2 separate regions of the Homo sapiens genome follow, and region 1 is linked to region 2. Evidence: chromatin loops called from intact Hi-C (ENCODE). Cell type or tissue: OCI-LY7. All regions are shown on one strand. Each heading gives the region's core, and the rest is flanking DNA. Links, peaks and the distances in the headings are about the cores only.

Region 1 (12,276 bases), core at 5,349-7,848, 140 kb before region 2:
CAGTATAGAACTTATAAACCAATATATTGATATTTTTAAAACATTTTTACATATAAGTAAACTGCCATCTTTGAGCATAACTACATTTAAAAATAAAGCTGCATATTTTTAAATCAAGTGTTTAACAAGAATTTATATTTTTTATTTTTTAAAATTAAAAATAATTTATATTTCCTCTGTTGCATGAGGATTCTCATCTGTGCTTATAATGGTTAGAGATTTTATTTGTGTGGAATGAAGTGAGGCTTGTAGTCATGGTTCTAGTGTTTCAGTTTGCCAAGTCTGTTTACTGCAGTGAAATTCATCAAATGTTTCAGTGTGGTTTTCTGTAGCCTATCATTTACTGGCTATTTTTTTATGTACACCTTTAGGATTTTCTGCCTACTCTATCCAGTTGTCCAAATGATATCCTACATTTTACAAATGCCCTTTCAGTTTCTATTTTCTTTTTCCATTAAATTGCCCTCATGTCCTAATGTGCAGTTTGTAAGTGTGTGTGTGTGTGTCTGTGTGTGTGTGAATTTGATTTTCAAGAGTGCTAGACTTCCAATTTGAGAGATTAAATAATTTAATTCAGGCAAACATTTTTCATTGGAATTTCACAGTTCATTGTAATGAAAATGTTAATCCTGGATGACCTTTGACATACAGTAATGAATCTTGGATATTAATGAATTTGTTAGTAGCATCTTGATGTGTGTTTTAATGAGTTATTTTCAAAGTTGTGCATTAAACCAAAGTTGGCATACTGGAAGTGTTTATATCAAGTTCCATTTGGCTACTGATGGACAAAAAATAGAAATGCCTTCCTATGGAGAGTATTTTTCCTTTAAAAAATTAAAAAGGTTAATTATTTTGACTATTCGGTTTTAAACTTTTTATTCAACAAATACCAAGTCCCTGCTGTATATATGGGTTTGGAATACATTAGTGATCAAAACACACCCTCTATCCCTGCCCTTGAAGAGTTTACACTCCAGTAGAGGAAACAGAATTTACATTAACAATTATAAATTGTGATACATGCTGTGGAAAGTGAGGTGCATGTGATAATGGTTATCAAACATTATGCTCCCCAAAATTTCCATCACCTTGCAGTTGAATGAGGCCTATGTAACTAGTTTATTCTAATGTAATACAGAAAGTAGTGTGACACTCCACTTTCTGTAAAGGCAATGAAAAAAATTTACCATCCAGTTTCTCTCTTCCCCTACTGCTGTGATTAAGGATTTTGCATGTTCTAGATGGTGCAGCTTTGTCAGCCTGGGTCTTGAGTGATACTGGAGCAGAACTCCCTCAAATTGTTCCTTCTGCCACGCTAAACTTGTTAGATATTAGCATAAATAAGAAATAAACCATTTAGACTGATACTTTGGGACAATTTTTTATCACAGTGTAAGTTATATCCTGACTAAAACAGTGCTTTGGAAAGATCAGGGAAGGGTTTCTTGAGCTACAAAAGGGAGTTAAGAATGAAGCAAAATGAAATATGGCATCTTTAAATGACATGATGCAATAAACTCTAAATTGCAAGTTATTCAATAGTTACTGAGCACCAGATATGTGTCAGACACTGTTCTAGATGCTTGGGATACAAGTGGGTGAACAGCAGGACCTTGCCTTCATGGAGCTTACATTCTAGCAAGGGAAAATAGTCAACATACTATATGTAAGGTAATGCGTGCTATAGCAGAAATGAAAGGTAAGGGAGCTCAGGATTGCTGGGTGGAGAGATTTCAGTGTTGAATGGTGTAGTCCAGAACAGGCCTCACTGGGAAGGTAAGATTTGAAGACTGCTGACTAACAGTGGCATTGGGATTTTCCTTCATTCTTTCAACCAGCGAGATGCACTCAGAACCCTCTATACAATTTTATTCTCACTTTATACAACTCTGTACATTAGTTCTGAGTTTTTAAGATGATTGTTGGCATATCTAGGGAGAATTTTTAGGAATACCACCCAAAATAGTCGCAATGTTCTAAAACCATTTTGTTTTCTAAATTGGTTTGGCAAACTCTATACAAACAGTCTGTTCCTTTTCATTCTCCAAGTTGAGTTTTTAAATTTAAATTATACTCTTTGTGCATTTTGACAATACTTACCTCTTTTCAGAAGACATTAAAGTTCTGTTATGGCCTTAAAACATTTCTGTAAAGCTGAAAGGAAATATCATTTATGATTTATTGATGGGAAACAGTTACAAATTTTGAGTTACTTGACAAACAGAAGGGATGAAATTTATGGCCTAGTGTTGTGTTTTCATTCTTAACCCATAAGCAAAAATCTCTGGAAAAGTACCAATATCTAGTAAAAGAAATATTTTTTCACAAAAAGTATTTTCTATTTTCCCCTCACCTCTTACCTCGTCTCACCTCAAAGTTCAAGAAGCTTAACTTTGTGATCAAAGGAAAATAGTATAATTGAATATTTGATACTATAGAAATTTGCAACTGTATAAGGGCATTATTAACCTTTTGCTAGTGATCAGTTTCCTATCAGGGCAGCCACATAAAATTAGGCATGACACTTTAAAAGAAAATGTTGACTCTTAACTTTTCCTCCTCTAATGCTTAATTTTAAAATAGATTTAAGCAACTTTAAAGACATTTTCCTGAGCAACTGCATTTTGTTTTCATTCTGAATTTAATGAGACTCTTTTTTTCTTTAACATTTTACTTTGCTTTAGAAAGGATTTAAGGCAGGTGAATGTGTTTCCCAGTGTGAGAAAAATTGTCATGTAAATTTAGAAAAAAGTATTGTATATGTCCCTTGATTTTGGCTTAAGAGTTAGAATTTACTTAGAATGTTTCCTGACCCAACCTCATTGGAATTTGAAAGTACATTCCAATAGTATTGTGAGCTGCTCCTTTAAACATTGGTAAGTAGGCTTCAAACTTAATTTTCAAGGAAATAAGCCATGCTTTTACTGTAGGGTTTATTAATCTGAAATACCTGAGAATGAAAATAGTTATATGCTCCTATCTAATAATATAAACAGTTAAATGTGACCTGTAAATATTGTGAAATTTAGCAAAAATATAACCTGTAAAAATAATCTCTAGTAAGCTAATATTCTCTCAGTAATAAAACCTAGAGAGCTAAAGTAGCCCAATTAACTGACATTAGAACAGATCGTGATATGTGGAAGAACTATTAGTGAATTATAGTCATGTTTATACTTCTCTTTTCAATTATAATCATGTCCTTGAGATCTCATTTTCCAGTCCTTATTACCTATAAGGAAGAGAAATATATGTAAATTTCACAAATGCATACGAAAATTACCAAACTTCTTAAGTGTTATTCGGTATTTCTGCAGAGATATCATTAACAGGAAAGCCCAATATTTTACATGGTTATCTTTAACAATGGAAGTACAGTGGTTGTTTAATTAATTAGCTAATACTTCATTTACTGTGTATAGTCATAATTCATAAGAATAATACATATGTCTTTTAGGATTATTAGTACTGTATATTAAATAAATGCTTGAAAGGGAAAATACCTTTTAGTGTTTGGTAAAAGAGTAGGCATAAGGTAAATTTTCCCTTCTGTTAGACTCAGCAGAACTATTCAATGTGTTTAGCTGTCCTTGGAGAAGACTGAGCCATTGTTGCTGTAAAAATCCAATAGGGTTAAAACAAAAATATCACTTTGAACATGATTTACTTGGCTAGGAGACACTTGAAGCTTTAAGCAACTCAAATCTTTCTCTAGAAAATTAAACACAATTCTACCTCAGAAAACTTGAAGACATTGACAATTCATAGGAATTCTGTGATAAGTCAGCTCACCTACCTAAAGACCAAAGTGAAGGCGCACAGCAAGAGAGGAAGCTGAAGTAAGGAGAGAAAAGAAAACAGAAGGAAAAGCATGGTAAGAGCCCAAATTAACTCTGACTACTGGGGGCTGCTACAGGGGATGGGAAGAGAATAGCATTGTTCTGAGCCCACAGTGTGTGTCATGCTGCAGTAGTCAGTTCACAGGCTTGACCCATCCTTCAATGATTTTATCTCATTTTATGCACAAAGACTGAAAGGGAACTTAAATCATCCAGGTGTCTCTCACAACTAGTAAATAGAGAAGTGGATTTGAACCCACAGCAGTCTTATTTCTACCATATTATGCATACTACCTCTTAAACAGAATCAAGTTTACAAAGCAAACAAAAAAGTCTGGCCAGGTTTGGTGTCTCACACCTGTAATCACAGCACTTTGGGAGGCTGAGACAGGAGGATTGCTTGAGCCCAGGAGTTCAAGACTAGCCTGAGGAACATAGCAAGACCTTGTCTCTACAAAAAAGTTAAAAAATTATCCAGGCATGGTGGTGCATGCATATAGTCCCAGATACTTGGGAGACCGAGCTGGGAGGATTGTTTGAGCCTGGGAGGTTGAGGCTACAGTGAGCCATGATCTGTGCCTTGCACTCCAGCCTGGGCGACGGGGTGAGACCTCATCTCTTGAAAACAAGTCTAAAACAACTCACAGGTAATGGAGTCATGACAAATTTTTTTTTTGTTTACTGACACAAGAAAAGCAAGCTAACACAAGGCATAAATCCTGCAAAATGAACAGCAAAGAAGATAAATATTTAACAATTGTTCAAGCTACAAATGAGAAAATTATGTATCTTGCAACATTCTTGACAGGTAAGATGATAAGATGTTGGTATATATTTTTATATCAAAACCCAGAATTACAGTTCTTTGATTTGCTAGTTTGGTATAAAATCCATTAAATAAACTTGTGCCTTATTTTTGCTTGAACTAGAATGCCCAGACTGTTTAAAGTGATTGGTTCTCAGTTAAATAGGCCAACCGGCCACCTAACAAGTATTTGTTGCATGCCTGCTGTGTCAAGTTGGAATACAATAGTGGAGAAGTGAGAAAAGGCCATAGATTTTACATTTTAGAGTGGGAAAACAGATTTTATACAGAGAGTTGAGCAAGTGTGATGGCTTGATGTAGGAACAAACTTGGTCACTTAGGAAAGCGTAAGAAGAGAAAGGCTAGAGCAGAGTAAGTGATGGGAGATTGATGTAAGATAAATTTTGGAGAAGTAGGCAGGAGAACTTCTGGTTTCAGCCAAGGTGGAATAAAACCACTAAATTCTGTCCCCTACTGATGACAACCATCAATAAACTTTTTCTACACTGTTTTATTCAAACTCATTAGTTTATCTTATTCTTTGAATAGATCTTTTACCCCGGCCTGATTTTGTGACATCATCGATGAGTCATTTGGAAAATACAGGTTCACTGAGTTTTGTAGATTTTCCAGTGTTGACACATTTCATTATGCAATGCAGAAAAACAAATCACATTTAAAAAAATATCACAACACTTTTTTAGAGCTGACAAGAATAGTCTTTAAATATTTGGAAGAAGGCAGATGATGAAAGAGAGTCAAAACTTGGAAAAGCAACCTATATTAGGGATGTTTCTTTTCTTCTATTGTCTTAACAGCTTCGCCCCAAGGGTGGGCCCCACTTGTGGAGCTGCACAACCACGGTGACTTGAGCAGCTCACACTGAGATAAATCAAGCTTTTTGGCCAGAGGAACCAGAAAAAGAGTCTCCTGTGGGCCAGTGGCCATGGAGTATGAGGGTGGGGGGAGGGTTGGGGAAATCCTGAAGACAAGAGAGCTGGAAAAGGGAATCCTCTAATTCTCAGTTTGAACTTCTACAAGTCCTGGGCTCACTCCTGAGCTTGCATGCACAGGACAGACCAAAGAAGCATAGCAAAGGCTTTGAAAATGAAACAGATTGGAATTATCACTCATAAATGATGAGACAAAACTTGCAGCCTGAGCCTAATCGAGTGGATTGCCTGAATCAATTGATCAATCAATCATCAATCAAACATTTTCAGAAAATTTTAACAGGACCCAGAGTCTATGCAACACAGTATCCAACATTACTTAACTAGGAAGAACCGGAAAAATGTGACAAATTCCCAGGGAAAAAGTCAATCAAGAGATGGTAACCACAAAATAACCCAGATGTTGGAATTATCAGATGTAAAAACAGCTATTGTAATTATGTTTCATGAGATAAAGATAAACACACTTGGAATGAATGGAAAGGCAGAAGTTCTCAGCAAGGACACAGAAATTATAAAAGGAACCATGTGGAAATTTTACAACTGAAAGGTACAATATCTGAAATAACATACTAGATGGGCAATAGAAGAATGGAAATGACAGAAGAGTCAGCAAACTTGAAGATAACTTTATAAATATCCAATTCTAATCATGGCTTTAGAGTCTTAAAGGTGGATGAAGCTTCGAAAAGTGAAATATATCTGATTGTAATAAGCCTCAGGGAGCCTGAATAAAATACTAATCCAAGTGTATCTATGTGGCTCCCACAGATACATTTGAAGAAGTTCCTGTTGTTTGTCAATTACATTAAGTAAAGGAATTAGCATTATCACAGGTCCAAACATGGTGATTATGAGAATTTGCTGTTACAGTGTTACACAGTCTTAATACGTCAAAACAGCCCAAGGTGATGTATGCATTGACAGAGTTTTCTGGTTGGGTCCATTAAGTGTATACCTGCAGTAAAAAGCAATTTAAAATTTAGCAAAGTCATCACTAGATCACTGACACACTCATCCTTAGAGACAGTACATGGTAATTGCTTCGCTCACCTGCTCATATTAACACTTTGATTCAGCCTAACCCTTCCGATTCAGCCTTTGCAACAGCACTGTTTCCAAATGTGACGTTATTACAGAGATGTCATACAAAAATTGACCTATCATGTAGGCACAATGCATGCTTTTCAATATTACAGCAGAAAAAAAAATGTGATATTTAATGCTGCTAGTGCCTAGGAATCTGGTATGAGAAAACATTAAGATGAGTTTGGAGGAAAACTGAGCTGGTATTATGTTTGGAGAAATGACTTCCTGATTCAGAAAGAGAATTTCAAGACTTTAGAATGCCTCCCATTGTTATATTAGAACCATATTACTTGTAAAAGGTAGTATAAATTTTTGTAATGGTGATAATTCTGGGTTTAATAGTTTAACAAGTTTTGCCATTTAATTCCCATAATATAGGAAGTACAATTATATCCATCTCATACACAAGGAGCTATGGTACAGAAAGGTTCAATAACTTGTTGAATATAGCAGATCTAGTAAATGGCAAAGTCAGGATTTAAATGTAGGTCAATTTGATTGCCAAGCCTGGGCCATTTACTACTGTGTTATATATGTTACTTCCTATAAAAACTTAACAAGAAGGTCTTTCATTTTCAAACCGAAATGGACAGAACACTGGTGTAAGCAGTGTTCTGAAGCTTTTGGTCTCAGGATTCCTTTACACTCTTAAAACTTACTGAGGATCTCAAAGGGCTTTTGTTATTGATATTTACTACATAAGAAATGAAAACTGAGACATCATCTGATTATTAAAAAAACAAGCTAATCACATGATAATATAAATAACATTGTAGCGAAAATAACCATGTATTCTAAAACAAAAATGTTAGTGATGAGGTGGTGTTTTGTTTTTTTCATTTTTCTGAATTTTTTTTTTTTTTTTTTTTTGAGACTGAGTCTTGCTCTGTCACCAGGCTGGAGCAGTGGTGCAATCTCGGTTCACTGCAACCTCCGCCTCCCGGGTTCAAGTGATTCTCCTGCCTCAGCCTCCCGAGTAGCTGGGATTACAGGTGTGTGCCACCATGTCCACCTAATTTTTGTAGTTTTTAGTAGAGATGAGGTTTCACCATATTGATCACGCTGGTCTCAAACTCCTGACAGGTGATCCACCCACCTCGGCCTCCCGAAGTGCTGGGATTACAGGCATGAGCCACCACCCCCAGCAGACATACTTCATTATACAGTGCAAAAAAAGTCACATTTTAAAAATATCACCACCGAGCTCACCAGGATAGTCTTTACATATTCGGAAGCTGTCAAGTTCATGGTAGCAGGTATAAGATTTTAAAAATACTAATTTTGGCTTAAAAGCTTGAATTTTATCACTTATAACCCACAGGGGTCATGGGCCACACTTTGAGGATCACTGGTGTTAGAGGTTTGGTTGGAGAGACGCAAGTAAGAGAACATTTCCCTAACATGCCCAAACACATTCCTTTTCAGAGTGCTGAAGGAATTTGAAAATGAGGTCTCAGAATTACCAGCAGTAATTCCTGATAAATTAAGAAAAATGGGAGAGAGTTCAGAGACAAAGACATGAGAAAAGATTGCCATAACTCTCCAGAAGGATGGATTCTGGGTAATGAAGGCCAGTATGTTTAACACTGATTCCCAGAAAAAGACTTTAATATATTCAGTAGCAGTTAGTTTAAGAACATTAGAAGATAATTCGGTGATTACCAGATGTCAATGAGGGCTAGGTAGGTCATTTCAAAGCCTTCTCAAATTTCATTTTTTCTTTATGATCACCTGTCACAGTGCTTTACGTGATGTACATACAAAAATATTTGCATAACTGTATAAAACAGTTGAATAATAACTGTATAGCATATTGCTTATATAAACTGCACAAATCTCATTTGAATAAAAACCATTTATAAAGTACTTGCAGTATGCAAAATGTGTTGGGCAAAGGGCAGGTCTGAGAGGCACACACGAGGAAAACTAAAACAGAACAGAAGTCTAATGGTATTTTCAAGTGTTATAAAATATGTGAAGTCTGCCTTGTGAGAGAAGGTAGCATTGGCTTGTGGAAAGAGCATAGCACAGGAAATTAGAACATCTGGTTGCTCATCCTGGCTTTACCATCAACTTAATGAATGACCTGGAGTAAGTTACTTCACTTCGAGACCTATGCTCTATATCTGCAATATTGAAAATGCTGGATAAGATAATCTCTAAAGCCCCAGAAAAAGATGGAGTTGTACTCTTTCACTCCCAGGAACATATACTGGAACTTATGAGTAGAACTTTGGAGAGACCAAGTTTGCCTCACAATGAGTAATATTCTAGTTCTGCACTGTCGTATAGTGACTTCAGTCACTAAGCTACATGTCTCTATGGAGCACTTGAAATGTGACTGGTTCAAAGTGAGATTTGCTGTAAGTATAAATTACACATCAGATTTTGAAAACTTAGTATAAAAAGTAGAAGGCAAAATATCTTGTCAATTTTTTACATTGATTACATATTGATAATATTTTTGATATAGTGAGTTAAATTATATATATAAATTTTTTTTTTTTTTAGATGGGGTTTCACTCTGTCGCCCAGGCTGGGGTGTGGTGGTGTGATCTTGGCTCACTATAACCTCCACCACCCAGGCTCAAGCCATCCTCCCACCTCAGCCTCTCAGGTAGCTGGGACCACAGTTGTGCACCACCATACATGGCTAATTTTCTGCATTTTTGGTAGAGATAGGGTTTCACCATGTTGCCCAGGCTGGTCTCGAACTGCTGAGCTCAAGTGGTCCACCTTCCTTAGCCTCCCAGAGTGCTGGGATTACAGGTATGAGCCACCTCCCAGTCTAAATTAATATATTTTAAAAACATTTCACCTGATTTCTTTTACTTTTTAAGATATATATGGCTAATGGAACACTTAAAATTACATATATGGCTCATATTATATTTCTACTGGACAGGGTAATTCTAGCTAATAGAGTTTCCAACAAAATAATAATAACTTGAAGAGGAACCTAATTTTACTTTTCATTTTGCATTTTGAGGTACACAAGCAGAGACTGGGTCATAGTTCTGACAAGAGGACCTCACAGAAGACTCCATTTGGTGTGCATTTGATCTAAATTTGTGTTCTCAATCTGTGCTCAGATGAATGCTTGGGCTCCAGCAGCACCCAGATTTGTCATAGGGGAAGGAGGAGGAGGACAAAGAGGTCTTTCTGTCTTCCCTTCCTCTTTCAAACAGAGAGCTGATCAGTATGTATTACTGAATAAATGAATGAGTGTACAAAATATATTTATGTATTTCAGGTAAAATGGATGAAGTTTAGGGTTCAGGCTTTGGACCAGGTCTGGCCGCTGGTTTAATTCTTGGTGCCACTGTTTACTAGCTCTATGACCTTACTTACTCCCTCTGTGCCTCAGTTTCTTCATCTGTAAATGTGGGGTTTGCATGTACAGTTTTGAATACAGTATAGTATATTTCCCTAGAAACATGGCTTGCTCCTAAACATTTGGCAATGCTATTGCATAAATTAATCTTGCAAGACAAAACTACACACAACAAGAAACTCTTATCTTGCCTGTAAACAGGTTGTTAAACATGTTCTCACTTCCTTCTGTCACCACCTGTACAGCATGTTTTTGAAGGAATTCCACAGTGCTTGTGATTAAAGCAAATTTGTACACTGCCTGGACACCCTTAGCAACTTGATCTTATGGTAGAAGAACAATTTGTGGAGATTTGGAGACTTCATATTCAATAAGGACCTGTTAGGGGCAAAGTGATACAAGGTGCCTTCTCTTTACTTTTGCCTTTCCCATCCAAACATGACCCTGAACATCTGGCAGCATGAAAAGGGGACATGCTTATCCAATACACCTGCTAGCTGACTGCCAGGATTCTAAAACTTAGGTCCAAATGGTGAGTAGTGTTTGCTTTTGTAATCTAACACTAGTTGACATCCTACTACAGTTCTCTTCCATTCCACAGACTTTCTTTCTTATTTATTTATTTATTTATTTTTGAGACAGAGTCTCATTTCGTAGCCCAAGCTGGAGTGCAGTGGCGTGATCTCGACTCACTGCAAGCGTTGCCTCTGGGCCTTAAGTGATTCTCCTGCATCAGCCTCCCAAACACCTGGGACTCGAAGTGTGTGCCACCACACCCAGTAAATTTTTTTTTAATTTTTAGTAGAGACGGGGTTTCACCGTGTTGCCCTGGATGGTCTTGAACTCCTGAGCTCAGGCGATCCATCTGCCTCGCCCTCCCAAAGTGTTGGAATTACAGGCGTGAGCCACTGGATCCAGCTTCCACAGACTTTCTTTGCGCTGCTTGGTCCAACCCTCGCACCTCTTTTATTCTCAGAAACTTCCTTTGCCTTCTACTGAATAGAGAAAATTAAGGCTATCATGCTGCCTGGACTGCTTCAACATCCTGTCCTTCTTTTCTCTATTATCAACCAACTCTCTACCTCCCTTGACCTGCCTCCCTCTCATTTTAGAGGAAAAAAATATTTCCTTTCTTGGTTTTTTTTTTTTTTCCCCAAGAGGGAATTTCGCTCCTGTTGCCCAGTCAGGAGTGCAATGTCACGAGTTCGGCTCACTGCAACCTCTGCTTCCCGGGTTCAGGTGATTCTCCTGCCTCAAGCCTCCTGAGTACTTGGGATTACAGGCATGCACCACCATGCCCGGCTAATTTTTGCATTTTTAGTAGAGACAGGGTTTCACCATGTTGGTCAGGCTGCTGTTGAACTCCTGACCTCAGGTGATCCGCCCACCCCAGCCTCCCAAAGTGCTGGGATTACAGGCGTGAGCCACCGTGCCTGGCCTCCCTTCTTGTTTAAAGCTAACTTTTCTACAGTGCTCTTTCTTTCCCAGGACAAAGATTGTGTTTTATTGGATTATCTCTTTCTCTTCTTATTTTCAACATTTGACTCTCTTTTGGATCATTTCTTGGAGTTGAAAAATATTCTTAAATCTCTCCATTTTTATCAATAAACAGAGAAAAAAGAAAGCTTTCTCTATCTTGTATTCTATTTAGTTATCACTCTCCTCTTTCTCTTAAAACTCAAGTTCAAAAAGGAAAATCTACCCTTGTCTCTACTTCCTCACATCTCATTCACTAATTTTTCTATTTGTAATATCTACTATTTTAATTTAGTTACAAATGCACATATGTGAAAGAATATATGTAAAATAATATATTTAATATCAATTTGGATATATTCTATACCCCCCTGACCCAATCATTTCCACTGACCTTTTCCTTCCCTCCACCCCAATCACCAGCTCCCATTGTAATAGGCTTGATTCTGCCATTTCCAGTTAGCAAAGATCTCGCAAACCTGTGTTTTCCAGCATCCACCTCTCTATCACCTCCAGAATTTTCACTCACTTATTTTTTTTTATTTTTTTTTTTTATTTTTTTTTTGAGACGGAGTCTCGCTCTGTCGCCCAGGATGGAGTGCAGTGGTGGGATCTCGGCTCACTGCAAGCTCCGCCTCCCGGGTTCACGCCATTCTCCTGCCTCAGCCTCCCAAGTAGCTGGGACTACAGGCGCCCGCCACTACGCCCGGCTAATTTTTTGTATTTTTAGTAGAGACGGGGTTTCACCGTTTTAGCCGGGATGGTCTCGATCTCCTG
Region 2 (12,276 bases), core at 4,239-6,738:
GAGGTGGGCTGAGATGCTTCTCATGGAATTTTCACATCGTAGGTAGGAACAAAATATTCCAGCCAATCTCTGCAGTCTTGACTGTCATACCTCAGACTGTGGTGGCTGTTTTATTATTATTTTTTTTAATCAGGGCCAGACTGTTTGGTCAAGATTGTCTTAAAAATGTTTCTTCTTTCCAAGATATTCAATGGGGAAAGAATAATCTTTCCACAAGTGTGGTGAGATAAGTGGATATCCACATGCAAAAGTATCCATCTGGACCCTCTGACTCTCACTAAATACAAAAGTTAACATAAAATTGGTCAAAGACCTAACTGTAATAGCTAAAACTATAAAACTCTTAGAAGGCAACATCCTCAAAGACATAATTTTTGTGACCTTAGTTTGGCCAATGATTTCTTAGATATGGCACCTGAAGCCCAAGCAACCAAAGAATAAACTGAACGTCATCAAAAATTCAACTTTTGTGTTTCAGGGACACTATCAAGAAAGCAAACAGACAACCCATAGAATGGTAGAAAATATTTATAAATTATATGTCTGATAAGAATCTAGAATATGTAAAGAACTTTTACAATTCAACAATAAAAAAATACAGTTAAAAATAGGCAAAGGATTTGAATAAACATGTATCCAAACAAAATATAAAACAGGCCAATAAGCACATGAAAATATGCTCAACATCATTAGCCATCAGAAAAATACAAATGAAAACCACAATGAGATACTACTTCACATTCACTAGAATGGCAATTGTCATCATGATCATCATCATCATCAGATAATATCATGTGTTGGCAAGGATGTAGAGAAACTGAAATCCTCTTACATTGCAGGTAGAGAGGTAAAAATGGTACAGCTACTTTAGAAAAACAATTTGGCAGTTTTTCAAAAAGTTAAATATAGAGTTACCTATGACCCAGAAATTTTGTTTTTAGGTATATAACCAAGATAATTGAAAACACATGTTTACACAAATAATTATATGCAAATATTTATAGCAGCATCATTCATAATAACCAGAAATAGAAACAACCTAAATGTCCACTAATTGATGAATGAATAAATAAAATGTGGCATATCAACACATATGGAATATTATTTAGCCATAAAGAGGAATGAAGTACTGATACATGCTACAACATGGGTGAGCCTTGAAAATATCATGCTAAGTGAAAAAAGCCAGACATAAATGGCAACATATTATATAATCCCATTTAAATTAAATATCTAGAATAGGTAAATCCATAGAGACAAAAAGTAGATTAGTGGTTGTCAGGAGCTGGGGGAGGAGAGGAGTTGGGAACAATAGCTAATGGGTACAGAGCTTCTTTTTGGGGTGATGAAAATATTCTGGAATTAGATAATGGTGATGGCTGCTCAAACTTGTGAATATACTAAAAACTACAGGTGGATTTTATGGTATGTGAAATTATACATCAATAAAAAATTTCTTCTGTCTTCTCAGTTTTTGGTTGTCCTTATTTGGGATGAAAATAATGTCCATTATCCAAGAAGAAGGAAGAGCATGAACAGTTACAGAGGAGGAAAAGTAAAGACAGTTGTTAGGGAATGGTAGATTTGGATGGAACATAGGTGTATGTATGGGAGAATCAGGAGAGGAAGCTGAAAAGGTTAAGTTAGGACCAGAATAGTAAGTAAGTTGGTCAGTCACTGGGTGAGTCACAAATATTTGAGGACTTACTCAGTGTCAGCCACTGTTCTGGATATGTGAACAAAAAGACCTGGTCCCCACCAACACAGGGTTGAGCAGTCTAGCTCTGGTGACATTAAACAAATACTTAAGAAATCATGAGGGTGTGAAGGGTGGGAAGTTGAGAGTGCCATAGGAACATGTTATGGGGGAGGCTACTTGGTGTGAGGGAATCCTGGAATGTTTTCCAAAGGAGCAGTTAGAGGTGAGAAGGGTCTAACTTGCTAGTGGATTTTAACCAAATAAGTAGGCAACTGGGAGCCCTTTAAAGGGGTCATGGCTGGTGAGATACATAATCAGAGCAGTGCCATAGGAAGATTTAGCCCGTCATGGTTCTTAAACTCACCATACAAGCCTTTTTGGGGTGGCAGTCTTGCTGAAACACCATGTACTGCCAGCAAAGCAGGGGAAAGACGAACCTTCCTCCAAAAGTGAAGGTTTGTGTGCTGTGTTTAGAGGACCTCTCTGGTATGCTTGCTCATCTTTCCAGAAGTTACTGGAGAAACGACACCAGTGACCTTTCATGAGAAGATGATGGACTAGCACAGCAGCCCTCTCTTCCTACTCATCATGGAAAGCAACTAACCAAGGGACTTTCTTGGTTTATTTATTTACTTTTTGGTCAGGCAGATAGAAAAGTCATCATATAGCTTCAAGTTTCAGGGTTACTTCTTCACCTTTAATTTGCCCCAATGGGAATTGTCAAAAAGAAGTAAATCATGACATATATATCCTTTAAGTGTGTGTGTGTGTACCTGTGTCAGGGAGAGTTGGAGAACAGAGCATTGAAAACAATATTGTTAAATACACACACTGTATATCATATATTAAATATTTGTTACATATATTTAACAGTATCATTCTCTCCTTCCCCACCATATATATATTCATTCATTTATCATTGCCCTTTCTTATAGAAAGGTCTCTAAGTTCTAGTCACAACAAGACTGAAAAAAGACGCAGAGGCTGAAAAAAGCAGAACTGCAGCCTTGAACCTCATGCTTTACTGACTGGCCATAGTGTTACCCTTGATGTAAAGACTAAGTTTTAGTTTTGATGTCCAAAGGTGAAGGGAGTGTTTGTCCTTCTGACCCGGAGCACAGCTTCCTAAAATTGTTCTCTTGACTCTTGGAGGAGGATCCACTGGAGTTCACTACTGGCCACTTCCACAGCAAGATATTTAAAAAAAAATTTTTTTATTTCCATAGGTTATTGGGGAACAAGTGCTGTTTGGTTACATGAGTAAGTTCTTTAGTGGTGATTTATGAGATTTTGGTGCATCCATCACCCGAGCAGTATACACTGCACACAATTTATAGTCTTTTATCCCTCACCCCCTTCCCACCCTTTCCCACGAGAGTCCCCAAAGTCCATTGTGTCATTCTCACGCCTTTGCATCTTCATAGCTTAGCTCCCACTTATGAGTGAGAACATAACGATGTTTGGTCTTCCATTCCTGAGTGACTTCACTTAGAATAATAGTCTCCAATCTCATCCAGGTCCTGCGAATGCCGTTAATTCATTCTTTTTTATGGATGAGTAGTATTCCATCATACTACTCACACCACAGTTTCTTTATCCACTCATGGATTGAAGGGCATTTGGATTTGTTTCATGTTTTTGCAATTGTGAATTGTGTTGCCATAAACATGCGTGTGCAAGTGTCTTTTTTGTATAATGACGTCTTTTCCACTGGGTAGATACCCAGTAGTGGGATTGCTAGATCAAATGGTAGTTCTACTTTCAGTTTTTTAAGGCATCTCCACACTGTTTTCTATAGTCATTGTACTAGTTTACCTTCCCACCAGCAGTGTAGGTGTGTTCCCTGTTCACCACATCCATGCCAACATCTATTATTTTTCTATTTTTTGATTATGGCCATTCTTATAGGAGAAAGGAGCCAAAGACTTTTAATTCTTGTCCCACGATCAGTGGTTCTCAAACATGGGGATAAGAATCCACCTGGGGAGCTTATCAAAATGCAATCCTGGCTGGGTGTGGTGGCTCACAACTGTAATCAAAGCACTTTGGGAGTCCGGGGCGGGTTGATCTCTTGAGCTCAGGAGTTCGAGACCAGTCTGGTCAACATGGTGAAACCCCATCTCTACTACAAATATAAAAAAATCAGTCAGGCGTGGTGGTGCATGTCTATAGTCCCAGCTACTTGGGAGGCTGAGGCATGAGAACTGCTTGAACCTGGGATGCGGAGGCTGCAGTGAGCCGAGATCACGTCACCACACTCCAGCCTGAGCGACAGAGTGAGATTCTGTCTCAAAACAAAAAAAAAAAGAAAAAAGAAAGAAAGAAAAGAAAAGAAACATGCAATTCTCTCTCCCAGATCTTTCTTCTGACTTAAGTAGGTAAGGGTGAAACCTTGAGATGTGCATTTTGGAGAGAATCCATGATCCCCCTACAGACGCCCACTTTAGGAAGCTCTGCTCTGGTTCCATGCCACCATGCAAGGTTGGCCTAACGCAGCGGCAGCAGGACTATCGTGAAGTCAGGTTTAGAATTAAATCCTGGCTTAGCAACTTGCAAACTGTGTGACAGTAGCCAAGTTACTTAGCCTCTCTGAGCTTCGTTTTCCTCATTTTCCATAAGGGGATAATAATATCCACACAAGTTGCCGTCCCAGATTTCATTTAACATAGGTCCCTTCACTGCCCTATCTCACTAGTTTGACTCATTTAGAGATTATAGGCATAATGTCAGGGAGAGGGGAGGGATTTGAGGGAAAAGAGAACTTCAAAAAAAATTTTTTTAAGCTTCTTAAATCCTACCTCATAGGAGGAAAAAAAGACAACAAAACACCATTATTAAGGGCTGACCATGTGCTAGGCCTTGTCAGTGCTAAGAAGAGTACTTTTCAGATCCAATGTAACTCAACGCTTCACTCACTTCACAGACTCTCCCCTGGGCCCTGTGGTTGGGCTTCCTGTTTCCACATCAAAATTTAGTTCAATGAGCATTTGTGAAGGGCCAGCCAGGCACCAGGCTCTATGGGAGGTCCTGAGTGGGTGAGAGGACACAAATGTGGATGACAGGTAGGCCTGGGCTCAGGGAGCTCTCCATCTACTGAGGGACACAGGTCTGGGTATAACTACAATATGGACCAAGTACTGTGGGAGCTCAGGGGAGGGAGAGACTAATTCCAACAGATGAAAAAGAAGGAAAAAATTCCATTGGGCAAGAGTTCTCATGACCAACATTTGATTGCAGGCTCCTTAAAGATGGGCTATTTTTTTTCCCTGTTGACTCTTCAGAGTGTCCTGAAAAGCCTTGGGCCCTGTGGCTCCTTGATGAGTTCATTAGACTCACTGACAAGTCCTGCAGACCTTTGCTTCTTGATGCCAGCTGTGTGCTGCTCTCTGAAGCTCCTTCTTTCACACCAAACAACAGTTTCCAGGGCTGGTGGGCGTTGGACAGTCTGGAGCGATTCTTGACTTGATTTACTAATACATACTATTGCAAGAAAACCTTTGTGAAAGTAGCCACCATCCTGTCTGCCTTTTTATTCTGAAGCTCCTCTTGCTCTCCCAGCCCCATGTTCTCATGCACACTGTCACAGTGAGTTGTTTAAGTGCTCAGATGTTATTACTTCCTGGGTAATCTACTTGGAGAGTTAAAGTTTGGCCTGTGGCCTGGGCTAGGCATTCCTTTTTCCTAGGATTGACTTTCTGGAAAGGAGGGTGATCCAGCCTGTTGGACTGAGCACAGCACTTTGAGAAAAGGGGAGCTTAGGAATGGAGCCCAGAGGAAGCCCCCTGGTTAGGAGGAGTTGTTTATTTTAGCTGTCAGGATGGCAAAGATGGTTTCTATTTGGCCTGCCCTGTTGTACTTACTGGCTGCTATTGGTTCATTTTGTTTGAAAAAAAAAAAAGGAAAGGAAAGTGGCTGATTGTTGAAGAAGCTTTCGTTCAATGGGAAAAAGTGCTTCTACCTTACAACAGGAAAAGCGTCAGCAATGGCAGGAGAAAGCAAAGTGGGCCATCTCTTCATGGAGCCATCTGGTGGCTCTTCGCTGTAAGCACCACTCCTGGAGTCTCCTGTGTGGGTGCAGAGCTCACTCCATGCATCTCTTCTCGGAGAAGTGGCCTCCTCCAGTGCAGGAAGGAAACTCCTCTCCGCCACGGTGCACCAGATGGCTGCCCACTTTGATTGGCTTCATCATGGCTTTCAGGGACCTGCAGGACCTGCCCCTGGGCTTTGTTCTCAGCCTCTACTCCAGATGCGCTTCTCCAGCTCCACCCCACCTGCCTGCCCCCTGCCCTCCTAGGGCCTTTGCATTTCCTCCCCTCTGCTCAGGATGCCTTTCTCCAACGTCTTCTTAAGGCTGATTCCTTCTCATTGCTTCTATTGCAACTCAGAGGAGCCTTCCTCAGAGAGGCCTTCCTTGACCACTCTTCCTAAAGCAGGCCCTGTCCCAAGTCACTGTTCGTGACAAGTGTCGGCTTTATTTTACTCATAGGATACTTAGTGGCATCTAAATCCTATTCATTCATGTTCTTCCCTCTTGTTTATTGCCTGTGTTAAATGCAAGAGAACAAAGCCTTATCTGATTATTTTATCTCTGTCTCCCTAACATCAAGAAAAGTACCTGGCTTGTACTGAATGTTCAGTAAATATATGCGAAAAAATGAATGAAACTAAAGACATAAAACATAGAAAGGGAGGTGCTTTAGAGCCCAGATATGTCTGTCTGAGGCTGTGCTGGACTCCTCCTCATTCCCTCTGTTTCTCCCTAGATAACAATCTATGGAAGGGGCTATTTCTCTGGCTAGCATCCATTTTTCTCTGGGATTCTATTCTGGTTGGCAGGAATTTGGTTCTTCCCACCATCAAACCCTCCCGGGTCTCTTTCTTGGTTCAGTTTTTCCTAATGTACATTCACACTCTTTAATAGCTTTAACAGTGACTGTTTATAGGGGGGAAGCTGTCTTCCAACTTTGAGGTGCTATGATTTTTAGACATTTCCAAATATTCTATATAAAACACAGAACCATCAAGAGAAATTCATACCTCATCTGATCACAATCTCCTGGTTAACTTCCTTCACTGTGGACAGCGCTTGGCCTGCATATCCACACTCCTTTGCAGCCAGCAGCTGCCTCTTCTCTTGATGCTGCCTTTTCGTTGCCTAGCCAGGAACCAAGGCTCTATCTGCCCAAGGCTCTATCTGCTCTATCTTTAGAGAAGAGCCCTCAGATTCCAGGGAGCAGCAGCTCATTTTTAGTGAGGTTTCCCCTGTACCTGGGCTGGTCAAATATTCTCCCTCGGCCTTTTCTTCAAGATTTTTTTTTCCACTCGTGTGTGTGTGTGTGTGCATTCACACACATGTGCATGGCCATTGCACCCCACATAGAGCCCCAGCCTCATCCAAATTGCTGGTTCTTCTCTTCATTATTCTCTCTTTTTCTCATCCTCATCCTTCCTGGATTCTTCCAACAAATTCCAAATTTCTTTCCCATTTGGTATTTAGAAAACATAAGCTTGAACCACCAACTCAATACACTGTGAGCATCTCACAATTTCTCCAAATTCCTTGGGGATTACTGTCTTGTAATCACTCCTGGCTTCTAACTCCTGCTTTTTAAATTTGTGGCTCTATGCTTTCTGTTGTTCTAATCCATGTTGACTCATACCTGAAATTGAGCCTCTTCCCTGAGTTCACCAACACAAACAAAAATCCCCACTTATTCATGAAAGTTTGCAGAGAAGATTTTAGAGTAGACTTAAGAGGAGGATGGAGACGGTCTTATTGCAACAGCACACAGCCACATATGAAAATAGTCATCCAAGTTCTGCCTTCCCATCCCTGAGATTTTTCACTGGCCATTGCACCCCACATAGAGCCTCAGCCTCATTCAAATTGCTGGTTCTTCTCTCCAGCCTTCTCTCTTTTTTCTCATCCTCATCCTTCCTGGGTTCTCCTGACAAATTCCAATTTTTCTTTTTAGTTATGCGGAGCAATTCAACTCTTCCCTGCCTTTCTTTCCACATCTTGCTCTGGGTCCATTTTGCATATCCAAACTCATCAAGGTACGCAGCAGATTCAAAGGGTTTCTTATTTATGAAGAGCTGCTCTCCATGGAAGGCAATTGTGGTTTAAGCAGCATTTCCTTCTCCTTTGTAAGCAAGTTATTCAAGAAAAGGCCAATAGGAACTGATGCCCTGTGTGTCATCCAAATAAAGAATCCACAAAATACCAAAACTAGGAGTGGCTTTTCTGAGGACCTACTCATTGTCTACTTACTGTCTATTTTGAGAGGGCAAATGGCTCAAAGAATCCTATGAGCCACTGAAATCAAACTGACAAAGCTTTTAGAGTCACTTTGCCTCCATAGGGCAACTAAGAGCCCCTGAGCTCTGTTTGCCCTTCTACTGGGGGTGTCTTTCCATCCTGGGTGAACTAGCAGTTTTCATGAGCTTTTCTCAGCATGAAACTTATTAAAAACAAAACAAAACAAAGAAAAGAAATCATCTTTCCACCTTTTGCACTGGCAGCGGTAGAGCTGTGTTGGCAAGGGAAGATTTACTGGGCCTGGAGTTGTTCTTGGAGCAGGTTGCTCTGTGGAGGGAATCTAGGAGTGAGAAAGAAATCAGAGTCATAGAATGTGCCAGTGGAGGGGTCCTCAGACAGCCCACAGAGAAGCGCCTCCCTTTGTAGCTGAGGAATCCTAAGCCCAGAGCAGTGAAGCGACTTATTTGCCCAAGGTCACACATCAAGGCTGTGTAATTTATGGTTCATTGTTCAATCTGGCTAGGGAAGTAGGAGCCCCTTGGTCTGCCCTGGCTGCAGAAATAGGCCCACATAAGGGGTGTCGGGGCTGCTTTAGAAAACCCACAGCACTTTGAATCAAGGAAAAATGAGTCAATTGGTTCTTCTTCTTCATTCTTGAACTTTAAAAATCTGAGTTGCGGTTCAGTATTTGAGGTGGTATGTGCATTTGGCTGAGGGGGCGGAAGGTGACAGGGAGGATTCAGAAGATGGTGATTAGGTTCTTTGAGATGTCTGGGGGAGGAGGAAGAGCACGGAAGGAGGTGGGTTCCTCCCTAGTAGTGGAAAAAGAAATGTAAGTGGGTCAATTTGATGTCAGCTCTTGCCCTTCTAGACTGCAATGAAAAGAATATGCAGTCAAGTTTTTCTTTGGCAGAATGACTGCTATGTACACTGGAATCAGAGAAAAAAAATGTTGCATAGGATGGTTTGTAGTAGAGAATCTGTTGTGACCAATTTAATTCAGCTCAACAAGAAATTGTCAAGCAGTGATTATACACCCATCACAAGGTCAGATGTCTTGTGGGGAGCAGGAAGAAAGGCTCTCCAGTATCACTATATCCAAGACCTGACAGTCTTATTAAGAAATTGAGACCCACCTACATGGAACAGATAAAAAATTGGATTCAATAGCTTAAATGCCAAAAGTCTTGGTACCGAAAATGTGTATTCTGGAAAGTTATGAGGAAAGGGGTTGGGGGAGGGGTCATGAGGAAGTGAAACCTGAGCCAGAGTGAAAGCTGTTTGTTTTGGGGACTGTGTCTTCTTCTGTGTTTTCACTAGAGAGAGGCTTTGTCCATAATAGGTGCTCACTAAAAACCTCCTCAGTGATGGAGGGAAAGTAGGTGGGCAAAAACAGAAGAGAAGATGCAGAGGTGGTCCAGAGGTTTGCAGCTGCAAAGGCCAGACAAACTTAGCAGAGCAGAGAGGGTACTTGGTAGAATTGTAGGTAGGACCAGGAGGCTGAAATGTTTTCAGATGCAGAATTTGGACTTGCTCTGTGGCCAAAGGGAAACACAGGAGAGGCAAGGGTAGGTGCTTTGGAAAGTACACGGGCCTGTGGGTGAGGATGATGTGGGTGCTATACTGGGCTCTGCCCTGATGCAGCTTTGGAGGCGCTATTGAATTCTCTTTGCCTTAGCTTTTTAACATGTCAGATACAAGGCTGGACTGTGAATTCTCTTTCATGTCTACCCTCTTAAGGAATAAATCTGAGGATGATGTGCAGGGTGGACACTTGGAGGCAGAGAAACAATTTGGTTGTGGGAATTCAGGCGCTGAAGACCTGGACCAGGGTGCTAGTAAAGGGAAAAGCAAAGGAGGGAAGGATTTGAGAAATTTGGAAGTGATTATAAGGATACCTTTAGATGTTACTTAACAGAGTAGCACAGTTTGCTTAAAGGGAAGAGAGATGTTTTAGAGGGTGGTATTTGGGGTGTGAGGTAACTGTGGGATGTCTCTGAAGCAGCTAGAAATGTAGGACTAGTGGTCGGCTGGGCAGGGCAGGCTATTTAAAAGTAGATCCTTGAAATCAGATGACATAGTTTTGAATCCTGACTCTAATGGCCCTGGGCACATGACTAGAGTAGGGTGAGCAACTCTTCCAGTGTGCATTAGGGCATTCCCAGCTTTAGCACTGAAAGTCCCATGTCTTGGGAAATTCCCCGGTCCCAGTCAAACTGGGACAGCTTGCCTGGGACCGTCCTCGTTTGAAAACCACAAGGCCTGCATGCCAGGAACTACTTTTGTGGTAGGCAAACTGGGAAAACTGGTGAAGATACTTGATCAATTTTAGCTTCAGGCTCCTCATCTGAAAAGTAAGGATAATAATATGCCTTCCTCAGAGGTTGTATGAATTAAATGAGATGATATATGTGAAGTACTCAGCATAAAGATTAGCACAAAGAAGCATAAGAGAAACATTTGTGAAAGGATGAGTTAGATGAATCCTGCAGATGAACCAGTTAGGTGCAGAGGAGATGGGTAAAGTAATCCAGTGTCAACACGGGACACCAGCAGAGTCAGCGGCTTTGTGTACAGAACTTGTAGCTGGGATTGACCTGTATTTGTGAAAGAAGGCTTGCCAAGAAAATTAGTAATGTAAACAAGGAAAATGTTAGCCCATTGAAGAGGGCAACATTTTAATAATACTTATGCTAATTATAAGTGAATAGGTACATTCCATCAAGGATTTCCAAGATTCTTTAAAGACATACATCCCTGCTTTCTGGCTCAATTGACACTGTGGCTATATGTGCTTAAATGAAATAAACCACATTTTGTTTCCATATTCATACATTCATTGGTTGAGGCACTCATTCAACAAATACTTATTGAGCATTTTTTATGTGTTAGGCACAATGCTAGGCTCTATGGAAACCACAAGAAATATAAAAAGTAGTCTGCAATCTTAGAAAATTTACTATAAAGTGGTTTTATTATACTTATTTTACTTATTTAAACATGAATCACCATTTCCCCTGCCTAATTCTTTCCCCACCAATATTGGGGACTTTTGACAGATACATATACGAATATGATTTTAATTACCTTCAAAGTTCTAGAAGCCAGAAACAGAGAAATCAGAAAGTCCCCACCAGGGCATCTTGAAGCGGTAGGACAAGAACAGGAAAGGTAGACTAGGACAGCAAAAGGACAGAGGAGGAGGGGAACTGAGAGAGAAGGGGACAGGAGCGAGGAAGGAGGGGGAAGCAGGAAGGAGGGGGGAAGCGGGAAGGAGGGGGGAAGCGGGAAGGAGGGGGAAGCAGGAAGGATGGGGGAAGCAGGAAGGAGGGGGGAAGCAGGAACGAGGGGGAAGCAGGAACGAGGGGGGAAGCAGGAGCGAGGAGGGAAGCAGGAACGAGGGGGAAGCAGGAACGAGGGGGAGCAGAAGGAGGGGGAACAAGAAGGAAAGGGAAGCAGGAAGGCGGGGGAGCAGGAAGGAGGGGAAAACAGGAAGGAGGGGGAACAAGAAGGAGAGGGGAACAGGAAGGAGGGGGAGCAGGAAGGAGGGTGAACAGGAAAGAAGGGTTTGAATGAAAGAGTCTGAGGCAGGAGAAAGTGGAGACAGCAGCAAGAGGACTGAGGAAAGAAAGGAGAAAGGAAGGAACCTGTGCATCGCGAGGCAGGTGGGGAGGGAAAGAGAACTTGAGGAGAGACAGCAATTGAGGCTGGAAGAGGCTCAGGGCTGCTGAGCCTTAGTCACCACCCAATGAATAGAAATGTTCAAATTACACACGAGGGTTGTTTTTTTTTTTCCCACAGCTAAGAGGAAACTGAGGTAAAGACCAGAGCAGAGGAGGTCTGTAATCCCACTTCAGCTCTGCCTCTCTCTCCATTTTGCCTGAGGTTAATCTGCTCCAGGCATGTGTCTGTCACCTCTTTCTGATACCACAGGAGCCAAAGATCCTGCCCTTTCTGTGTCCAGCTAAGGCTGGGTCTGCGTTGGCAGGGGCCACCTCCTCCAGGAGTCAGCAGCTCCCCTGAGCTGTGCAGGCTGCTACTTCCCCAAAGTGCTTCCCTCTCAGAACTGGCTCTGGTGCAACTTTGACAGCACCCTTCCTCCTCCTTCACCTGAAGAGGTGAAGCAGAGTCAGGGAGAACATTTGTTTTCTCCTCCTTTCTTTCATTTTTCTTCAACACTCATTCTCCCTTTCCATTTTCCTGTTTTATATATCCTAGAGGATTTCATAAAGTAAGAGATTCAAGATAAAATGCTCAACACCCTCCAAGCCTCAGAGTCCAAGAGAGGAGTTGTATGTAAGTAATCAGCTCACTTACC

What was found. Peaks named below come from ENCODE experiments on the same cell type or tissue, not always from the same donor. Only the 100,000 strongest peaks of a DNase experiment are listed, where the experiment ranks them.
Region 1: a loop joins it to region 2, with 2.5 times the contacts of the local background. A loop is called at or near these places in 5 of 110 quality-filtered maps.

The regions. Positions count from the first base shown.
Region 1 is chr10:87,971,069-87,983,344 of GRCh38, forward strand. It overlaps PTEN (phosphatase and tensin homolog), which reads left to right. Exons shown (of 9, transcript NM_000314.8): 9 at 1-862. Among named protein-coding and RNA genes, the nearest start is that of PTEN, 110 kb to the left of the region's middle. In OCI-LY7, for the core only: no CTCF peak of the experiment used is centred there; no DNase peak of the experiment used is centred there.
Region 2 is chr10:88,108,808-88,121,083 of GRCh38, forward strand. It overlaps LOC105378416 (a long non-coding RNA gene), which reads left to right and starts at 11,506. Exons shown (of 3, transcript XR_946178.3): 1 at 11,506-11,623; 2 at 12,177-12,254. RefSeq lists an enhancer at 5,708-6,047. In OCI-LY7, for the core only: CTCF peaks have their summits at 5,707 (motif pointing left) and 5,909 (motif pointing right); DNase peaks (open chromatin) are centred at 4,634, 5,044 and 5,734; H3K4me3 peaks cover 2,031 bases; H3K27ac peaks cover 2,500 bases.